Regions from separate parts of the Mus musculus genome. Here region 1 is linked to region 2. The links are chromatin contacts, found by POLR2A ChIA-PET in ENCODE. All regions are on one chromosome and are shown on one strand. Each heading gives the region's core, a stretch centred on a gene start or an enhancer-like site at or near the end of the contact. The rest is flanking DNA. Distances are from core to core; before and after follow the strand shown.

What was found. ChIA-PET counts read pairs that join two places held with the same protein, here RNA polymerase II (POLR2A).
Region 1: POLR2A ChIA-PET joins it to region 2 with 10 read pairs in Patski. The contact joins the promoter of Gmcl1 here to the enhancer-like site in region 2. POLR2A ChIA-PET finds 5 or more read pairs at or near these places in 3 of 5 experiments (Patski and embryonic stem cell).

What each region holds. Positions count from the first base shown.
Region 1 is chr6:86,731,332-86,735,819 of GRCm38, reverse strand. It overlaps Gmcl1 (germ cell-less, spermatogenesis associated 1), which reads left to right and starts at 2,442. Exons shown (of 14, transcript NM_011818.3): 1 at 2,442-2,909. The coding sequence starts at 2,656.
Region 2 is chr6:86,583,378-86,587,430 of GRCm38, reverse strand. No RefSeq gene overlaps it. Among named protein-coding and RNA genes, the nearest start is that of Gm46963, 19 kb to the left of the region's middle. Within about 2 kb of position 2,675, at least 1 of the 3 ENCODE cell types and tissues checked has a DNase peak (open chromatin) inside an H3K27ac peak, as active enhancers do.

The sequences.
Region 1 (4,488 bases), core at 1,193-3,692, 150 kb before region 2:
ACACACACACACTCCTTTGTTCTTTCTGCGTTGGTACTGGGATCACTGACAACATTGCTATGTGACAGTCACTCCAATGAACTTAGATTCAGGTATCAACGCTACCACCTCAGGACTGTGGAATCTCTACTCCAACTTTATTACACTTTGGAGGCATTATTAGGTTCTTTGTTTTGGTTTTAACAGAAGTTTTACCATTACGTGGTGTCTTAGCCAAAATTTTAAGAACAGTGTTTTGTGGCTGAGTGCTTTCAGTGGGCTGTTTTTCTTATCCTTAGGTATAAGTTCAGGGGGAGGGTAGAAAGTCACAATTTTCTGCTCACTCTTGGCTTTTCAGAAGTCCTACTGTGTAGCTAGCTCCTCTAGGCCCCAAAATAATGTCATCTCAGTCATCAACATAATAAGCCAAAGTTCCAAGTGTAGTCTGAGGTTTCTTTCCTCAGTCAGTTCTGGCCTCAATGGGATGCTGGCTTGGGGAAGGGAAGTCAGGGCAGGGGACGAGGGCAGGGGACTGGAATGGGGGGAGGGCACTTCTCTTTTTCTCCATCATCCCTGCTTGTAGCAACAGTGAGAAGAGCAGAGGGGATCAGGTCAGTTCTTGCACTGCCCTTGCTCTGAGGGTGGAGGCTAAGTCCTATGTGGCTGTGGCAGGCTCTTACAGACATTGCCATGGCTCTCCTCAGTATCCAGGGAGCCATTCACCTGCGCTTCCTTAGACAAGACCAATATGGATGTTTTACCCTCTAGGAATTTAGTGACACATGAAGCCACCATGTTACAGTCTAGCTTGTGCATACGCCAAGGCCTCTTTGTTTTTGTTTTTTGTTTTGGTTTTTCAAGACAGGGTTTCTCTGTATAGCCCTGACTGTCCTGGAACTCACTCTGTAGACCAGGCTGGCCTCGAACTCAAAAATCCGCCTGCCTCTGCCTCCCGAGTGCTGGGACAATGTTTTAAGATGACCTCACGTATGTTTCATATTATGTACATTCCTGCGTGTCCCCTGCAGCCACCGTAGTTCTCTTCCTCCCACTTCTCCTTCAACCAGCCTCAGCTACACACCCTCAGAATTTCTCAAACATGAGAAATTCCTCAGTGGCTCACAAAGGACATATACTGCTATAACGGAGTGCAAATGGTGAATTGATGCAGTCAGTTCCGGGGGGGGGGGGGCGAAAAACTGGCAAGAACTCGTAAAGTTGAAAATTTCCCAAGAGCCCGTTTCTGGGATCTGCCTGATGAAGCTTTTGCGAGTGGTGTTCCTGAAAGAGCATCTACGTAGAAATAACTGAAACCCCTTGGCAAGGGAGTAGGCAAATGATGTGTCTAACAATGAGCAGTGACAATAACTAGAGATTCCATTCAAAGTATAGTTTTAGGAGAGGAGAAATCATAGGTTTGGGATGGTCCAATTCCATTTAAATTACATGTCTGAATGTGCAGCAGAAGAGTGGTTATACGTGTAAAGACATGCATAGAAATGGCACAGAGAGGGAGAGGCTGGAAACTGAGAATTAGTACACAAGGGGTTTCTCATTCCCCACTATATATCAATAAAGCTAAAGGGGAGTGAATCAAAGTAAGTGTGATAGAATTCCAAGCCAGTAGTAGGTCCACAGGTACTTGTATTGCTCTGTTTGAAACATTCTATTATAAACATTTTACTTTGAAAGGTATAAAAGGCAGGTATGGTAGCTCAGTGCCTCAACTCCTAGCACTTAGAGGCTGAGATAGGCGGACTTCTGAGAGTTCCAGGGAAGCCTTGGGCTTCAGAGTGACACTTTTCCTTGAAGAAAATTTAAAAAAAAAAAAAAATCGAGGGCCAGGGATGTAGCTTAGTTGGTAGAATGTTTGCTTAGCATTCAAGAAGCCCTGCATCTGATACTCAGCATTTCAGGTCCACGAAGGTGATGTGACACATACATGGCTGTAATCCCAGCTTTCAGGGGGTAGAAACAGGAGATCAAGAGTTCAAGAGCATCCTATACAGTGAGTCGAAGTATGTAGTACGAGACACTGACACAATAAAATAATAATTAAATCAAAACAAGGCAGCAGAAGGAAGGCAAGACCTGGAGGCTAGCTGAGGCTCCAGACTGAACCCGGTCAACACAGCTGGGTGACGGTCATCTATCTAACCGGGCCAGTCGGGTCCTAGAGCCCTGGAAGCAAAGGCCATGTTGGCAAGTCCGTCCTCTTATTAACCGTACAGGGCTGGATGAGACCCCGGAATCGAGGAAGCTTACGGGAAGAACCAGCGACAGAGATCCCGAGATCTGTTAGGCATAAGCACACAGTGCCCACGCCCCTCCGTTGAAGCCGGAACCGCGGAAGTCAGACACGCACCGGGGCTGAGCGCCGCAGGGACGGGCCAGCAGCCTGCGCATGCGCAACCTGCAGCGCAGGCTCCGTCCTCCCGCCCCGCCTTTTCCGGAGGCTCGCCTTGCGCCTGCGCCCTGCGGCGCGCGCTTTGTTGGGAGAAGGAGGGGGCGAGGTCTAGCGAAGCCGGTCCGCTGAGGCGCTACGGGCGGGGCTGAGGATGGAGGTGACTGCGTTCGCGGCGACGGTTGGGGCTGCGCGCGAGGCGGCAGCGGAGTAGGCGGTGGAGATACGGGCATGGCGGGGCGGCCCCTCGGTGCTCCCTAGGCGCCGGAGCCATGGGCGCTCTCAGCAGCCGGGTGCTGCGGCCCGCAGGGCGCACAGAGCAGCCCGAACCCACGCCCGGGGCTGGGGGCGCGGCCCGCAGGTCGGACGCCGGCGAAGATGCGGGCCACAGCTTCTGTTACTGTCCGGGCGGCCGCAAGCGCAAGCGCAGCAGCGGCACATTCTGCTACTGTCACCCCGACTCCGAGACAGACGACGACGAGGACGAGGGCGACGAGCAGCAGAGGCTGCTGAACACGCCGCGCAGGTACGGAACGCCCCGCACCTTGGGGGGCCTGACCCCGGTGTCCTTGACAGGAGAGCGCGGGAGGGTCGGTGCGGGAGGTGAGTGCCCGCGGAGCAGATGGGAGCTGGGCGTTTGCAGACAGACCTAGGTCAGTGCGGGAGCGGGCGCGTGCCGGGCAGACCTGGGGTCAGTGCGGGAGCTGGGCATTAGCAGACAGACCTGGGTCAGTGTAGGGTCTGGGAGTTTGCAGATAGACCTGGGTTAATACGGGAGCTCGCGCGTGTTGGGTGGACCTGGGATCAGTGCGGGAGCTAGAAAGCTTAGGGTTCTGCACATTAAACAGAAGCTTCCTGAGTGTCAGAGCCTCAACCTGAGCCTAAAAGGACTAGCCAGAGCTTCCGCGTCCCTTCCGTAGCAGGCGTTTGCTTTTTGAATAGGATAGCCACGGGAAATTTTACTGTGCATCACTAGCCATAAATCAGTAAAGAGAGGAGCATAGTAGTCCCTGAGATGGACATCTCTCTGTGTTGTCACTAGAGGGACCAGTGATGGAGATTCGCCCAGTTAAGAACAAAGTCTGCTTGTTGAGGTGGGCTGCACTCTGTGTAGGTTGCATAAGATTTTTTTGAGGGAAGAGTTGAAAAAAAAAAATCATTGCTTGTGAAATAGATGTGGCGTATACCAGAATATACTGTGCAGTAAGGATTTTTTTTTTCTCTTTTTAAGGTCACTGTTAGACTCACACAGATGTAATTTTTTAATGAAATTTTTAAAAAGGATCTGCTTATGGACATTGCATTTTTGTTGACAAAAAAAGTGTAGGTGAGCCGGGCGTGGTGGCGCATGCCTTTAATCCCAGCACTCCGGAGGCAGAGGCAGGCGGATTTCAGAGTTTGAGGCCAGTCTGGTCTACAGAGTGAGTTCCAGGACAGTCAGGGCTACACAGAGAAACCCTGTCTAGGAAAACCAAAAAAAAAAAAAAAAAAAAAAAAAAAAAAAAAAGTGTAGGTGGTAGAGTTGGAGCTCAGTGGTAGCGGTAAGATATGTAAATATCTTAGGTTAAAAACTAGGTTAATATAACTTTTCATTAGGGGGTGAATATATTCACAAGATGGATGTTCTAATGAGTTCCAATTCTGAATTCCTATCTGTATTCTGCACTTAATATACTCATTTTCATATGTAAAGTAGAACTATTATTGCCACCTCAAAGAGTTACGCAGATTTTGCAAGGTATTACAATCCTGCAGTAAGCCTCTGGTGGCTGAGACAAGAGCATCAAGTTGGAGGTCAGTCTGAGCCACAAAGTGACTTAAAGGCCATTCTGGGCTGTATCCAGACACCCTGGAGAGAAGAGAGAGGAAGGAAGGGCTGGGAGTGTTGAGACTCTCACAATCTGAGAGTGAGCACAAGTGCAGTGCCCCCCCCCCCCCCCCCCCCGGTTTTAAGATTTGTTTTTATTTATGAGTATGTGGATTTGTGCACATTCCTGCAAAGTCCTGGAACTGGAGTTACAGAGGTGTTGAGCTCCCTAATGTGGGTGTTGGGAATTGTACTTGGGTCCTTTGGAAGAGCAGTGTGTGCTCTTTACCACCGAGAC
Region 2 (4,053 bases), core at 1,426-3,925:
AGTTCCTCGAGTTGTGGTAAACCCCGACCATAAAATTATCTTGCAGCTACTTCATAACTAATTTTGCTACTGTTATGAATTGTAAATATCTGTGTTTTCTGATGGACATAGTTGACCCTGTGAAAGAGTCCTTTAGCCCCCAAAGGGGCCATGACCCACAGACTGAGAACTGCTACTTTGGAAAACCATCAATATCCTTAATGTGCAGCAAGGAACGGAAAGGGCTGCTGCCATCTGTAGTCGCACAAGAACAGACTGGAGGTGGTCCTGGGACCCCTGTGTCAGGGACTTTGGGGTGGCAATCCCAAGGGTAAGGGAGTGGAGGGGGGATATGGCAGGGTTAGGGGCTTCTGTCTTGAAGCTGTGCTCTCATAGGCAATTTAGATCACAGTATATCCTTCTCTGGTCTCTGAGAGGCTTGAGGGCTAAACTGGTGAAAGAAGTAACTTTATCTAAAGGAACTCACTTTACAACATCTGCTCCCATGATCAGCCACCTGTGCCTCATGATGGGTAGGTAAGAAAAGGCGAAAAGTTTGAAGTTTACGTAAAATCTAAGGGTATGAAAGTTTCTAAGAAAATGTTTGGGGGTCTAAGAAGGTGTTTTGAGGTTGGTAAGATTTTGAGGTTATGAAGGTTAAGGACATGAAAACCTTAGATGGTGACAAGAGTGAGTTAAGGGACACGGGAGGAAGGAAAATGTTTCCGTTCTCTTCCCCTCGCCGTGCTGCTGTTGTAAACGTAGAATGATTCTCTCTGCCTCTCACAGGTCAGACTACAGATAAATACTGTCAATCAACAGCCTGTTTCCCTCCCACCTGCCTATTCCTGAGGGTGGGATCTATTCCTCTTTCCCTGATCCTGGGACCCACCCATCCTCCTCCTCCAACTCCCAAGATCATAGGTCAAAGAGATTCAAATGTACACCCACAGAAAAAGTTTTCTCCCTAACTCCGTAACTTTATCTTCTGCTCTAACAAACTTATTTGTTCCAGCATTCTGCCAAGTCCAGCTGCTTCTCAGACTCAGAGCCTGCGTCAGGACAGCTCCAAAGCAGTTACCCACAAGGGCTCTGGCCAACCTCAAAGGATGCTTCAACTGGGCCTGCACACCCCTAACCCCTGATGCTCCCACAGCCTGGACATGCTTCCTGGACGTCCAGCTTTTTGCCCCGCCCCCAAAGACACCCCATTGTCAGCAGGAAGGAGTCATAGACATCACATTGCCCCATTAGTCATTTATTATTAACAAAAGGCTGGGATCTTTAGATTTAGACCCAGGACCGGGGGCTGAGGTGCATATTTTACACAGCAAAGCAGACCTGGCCTCCAGGTTCTCCCAGCATCCCTCAGTCCCTACGTGGCACAACCTGCTCCCAACCCTGAACTTTCCAGCCCAGGGGCTGGGCTGCCCTTTACCCAGAGGCCCTTCCCTATATAATCCAGACATTTGGGCATCTCTTCTCCTTCTCTCTGTGTGTACACTCTTTCGCTCTCTTCCCCTCTCTCCTCTCCTTTCTCTCTCCCTTTCCATGTCAACTTTCTTGCCTTGGTCCTTGGGGCCAGTAAATACAAGAGCAGCTTCCCAATGAATGGGGGGGGGGGGAATTAAAAAAAAAAATATGGCTTGAATTGGTTCATTTTACCGGTGGCATCTTTTAAAATTACATCAAAGAGTTAGTTATCTGAGGTAGGGGTGGCTGTGTGGCAGGACAGATAGAGATGTGGGGTGCCAAAGACCCCATCAGCCAGTTCCTGACTCTACTGCAATAAGACAAACCCGCTGACTGAAAAGGACAGAATCCAAACACAGGCCAAGCGTTAATAGGAGGCCTTCCAACTCATGACATTCTGCTGGTCGGAGCTAGGGGATACCCACAGGCAACCAGGGATCCTCCGAAGGGATTTTTGGCAGATGATGCAGGCAGAACAGAGGCATAGCAATCCTGTGCTGTTAGTCTGTCACGTGACACAATCCACGTCCTCCTGTCACATGATCTTTGCCTTCCCCCATCTCCCTTCCCTCCCTTGGCTGTTTTGATTTGATTAAAATAGATGCAAACCGTGGTCCTTTCTATTTTTAACAGCCAACCATTACATAATCCACCCTGTAATCGCTGACTCGAAGCACGACTGGCAACGGCAGAAAATCCCTGGAGTTCGTGACAGGAAGGACTGGCCAGCACAAAAACCTCTGCCAACTGCCAGAGGAGTCATACGGGCCCTGGGAAATCCCTCCCCCACGGCCTTGCAGGAACTGCAGCTCTGGGGGAAGGGAGCCCCGGCAGCCTGGCCGGGAGGAGGAGGTATTGAAATGGGCTCAGACTCTAACCGAAGGTGCTGAAGGGGCGCCTTGCCCAGACACCCGTATACTTGATTTTCTTCCTAATGGAGTCTCCAGAGCCATGAACCAACCTTTCCAAACACTAATTCCTGTCCTCTAACAGCTTCTGAAACATTCCTGCAGGATCGGGAGAATGGACACAGAGCCAGGAAGCTGCGTTGTGGGCACAAAGAGCACCCCCGCCCCCTGCAAAGCTCTGAAGATGCTAGTCTGGAACACCACTCAGCTGGTTAAGCGTTTTGCGGCCCACTAGACAGAGGAGGCGTTCTGTGCTCATTGGCAGTGAGTGCATGTTGGCAGCGTGGCACTGCAGGAGGCACAGAGGGGACAGCCTCTCTCCCTGAATTTGCCAATCTTGGCCCCGTCCTAACCTTGTGAATCCAGAGGGGCAGGGCAGTCTAATCTGTAATAACTCATTTAATCAAATCTGCGGAGTGTCACACACTGGGGGTGTTGGGAGAGAACAGAGAGAAAAGTCTGCTACAATACCATCATACGGGATCGGTGGTGACAAGGAGCTGCTGAGGGCATACAGCAGGGGCAGGCAAAGCTGAGGGGTCAGAGGTCATTCTCAGGCGTTCAGGGTCCTCCCACTTCCTGCTTCCTTGACTCCTGTACTTAACCTTTCCAGGGCTTTCCATATGCAGATTCCCTAGGCTCTGCCCGTGTGTCTAAATGACAGCACTCTAAGCCAAAAAGACCTGCTGAGAAGGCTGCAGCCCAGCCCAGCGAGGACTGTGTACAATTTATACATGAACATTTCTGGCTGATGAAAATCCAAATCAAATGGTCATAAGGAAAAAAAGGGAAGGCAGCTGGGCCCACCTCAGGCGCTCAGCAGACAGCAATCGGCATCTAGATCCCTCTCTCAGCCCAACCTCCCTCTGTGTCTGTTTCATCTTGGACATCTTGGTGCAGAGACGGCCATCTACTATGGACCTTATACTCCACCTTAAGAAATAGGGAATATTTCTCAGTAGTTATAACCAAGACCCAGAAAGCTCTGACTCCCCAGCCACTACGCTCCAACTGACGGGTCACATGTTCTTCAAATAAAATGGAAACTGGGTGTGGTGGCACCTGCTTTTAATTCCGGTACCCAGGGCTGATAGATCTCTGTGAGTCTGAGTTTGGGGCTAGCTTGGACTTACACGGCCAGTTCTAGGCCAGCCAAGGCTATGTAAATAGACCCTGTCTCAAAAAAAAAAAAAAAAAAAAAGGCCACCAAGACCTTCCCTGAGACTGGTCCTCAAATGAGAAACAGAGTTCTTTAACTATGACAGGAGGAAGTACACCAAAAAGCCAAAGCCTACGGGTCTTATAGCTCTCAGAGCCTGGAGTAACAGTCACAGGAAGTGACACCGGAGGCTTAGCAAGATGGCTCAGTAGGTAAAGGCACTTGGCACCAAGCTTGGTGACCTGAGTTTGATCCCCGTAGTAAAGGAGAGAACTGACCCCCAAATGTCCTCTGGCCTCTACCACAAGCATACTGTGGCATGTGTATACCCCAACACAGATACACACAAACACAAAAGAAACATATACATTTAATTTTTTAAAATTCTCCATTAACCAGGTCTTTTTCCCTAAGAATACTTGTCAAGTGTGGCCCAGGCTTGCCCCTTGCTTTACTGCACTCACAGGAGCAGTGATGTCTCCTTAGTCTTCAAGTCCCAAGAACTTACTGCTCTTCTCACCCCTTCACCCCGAG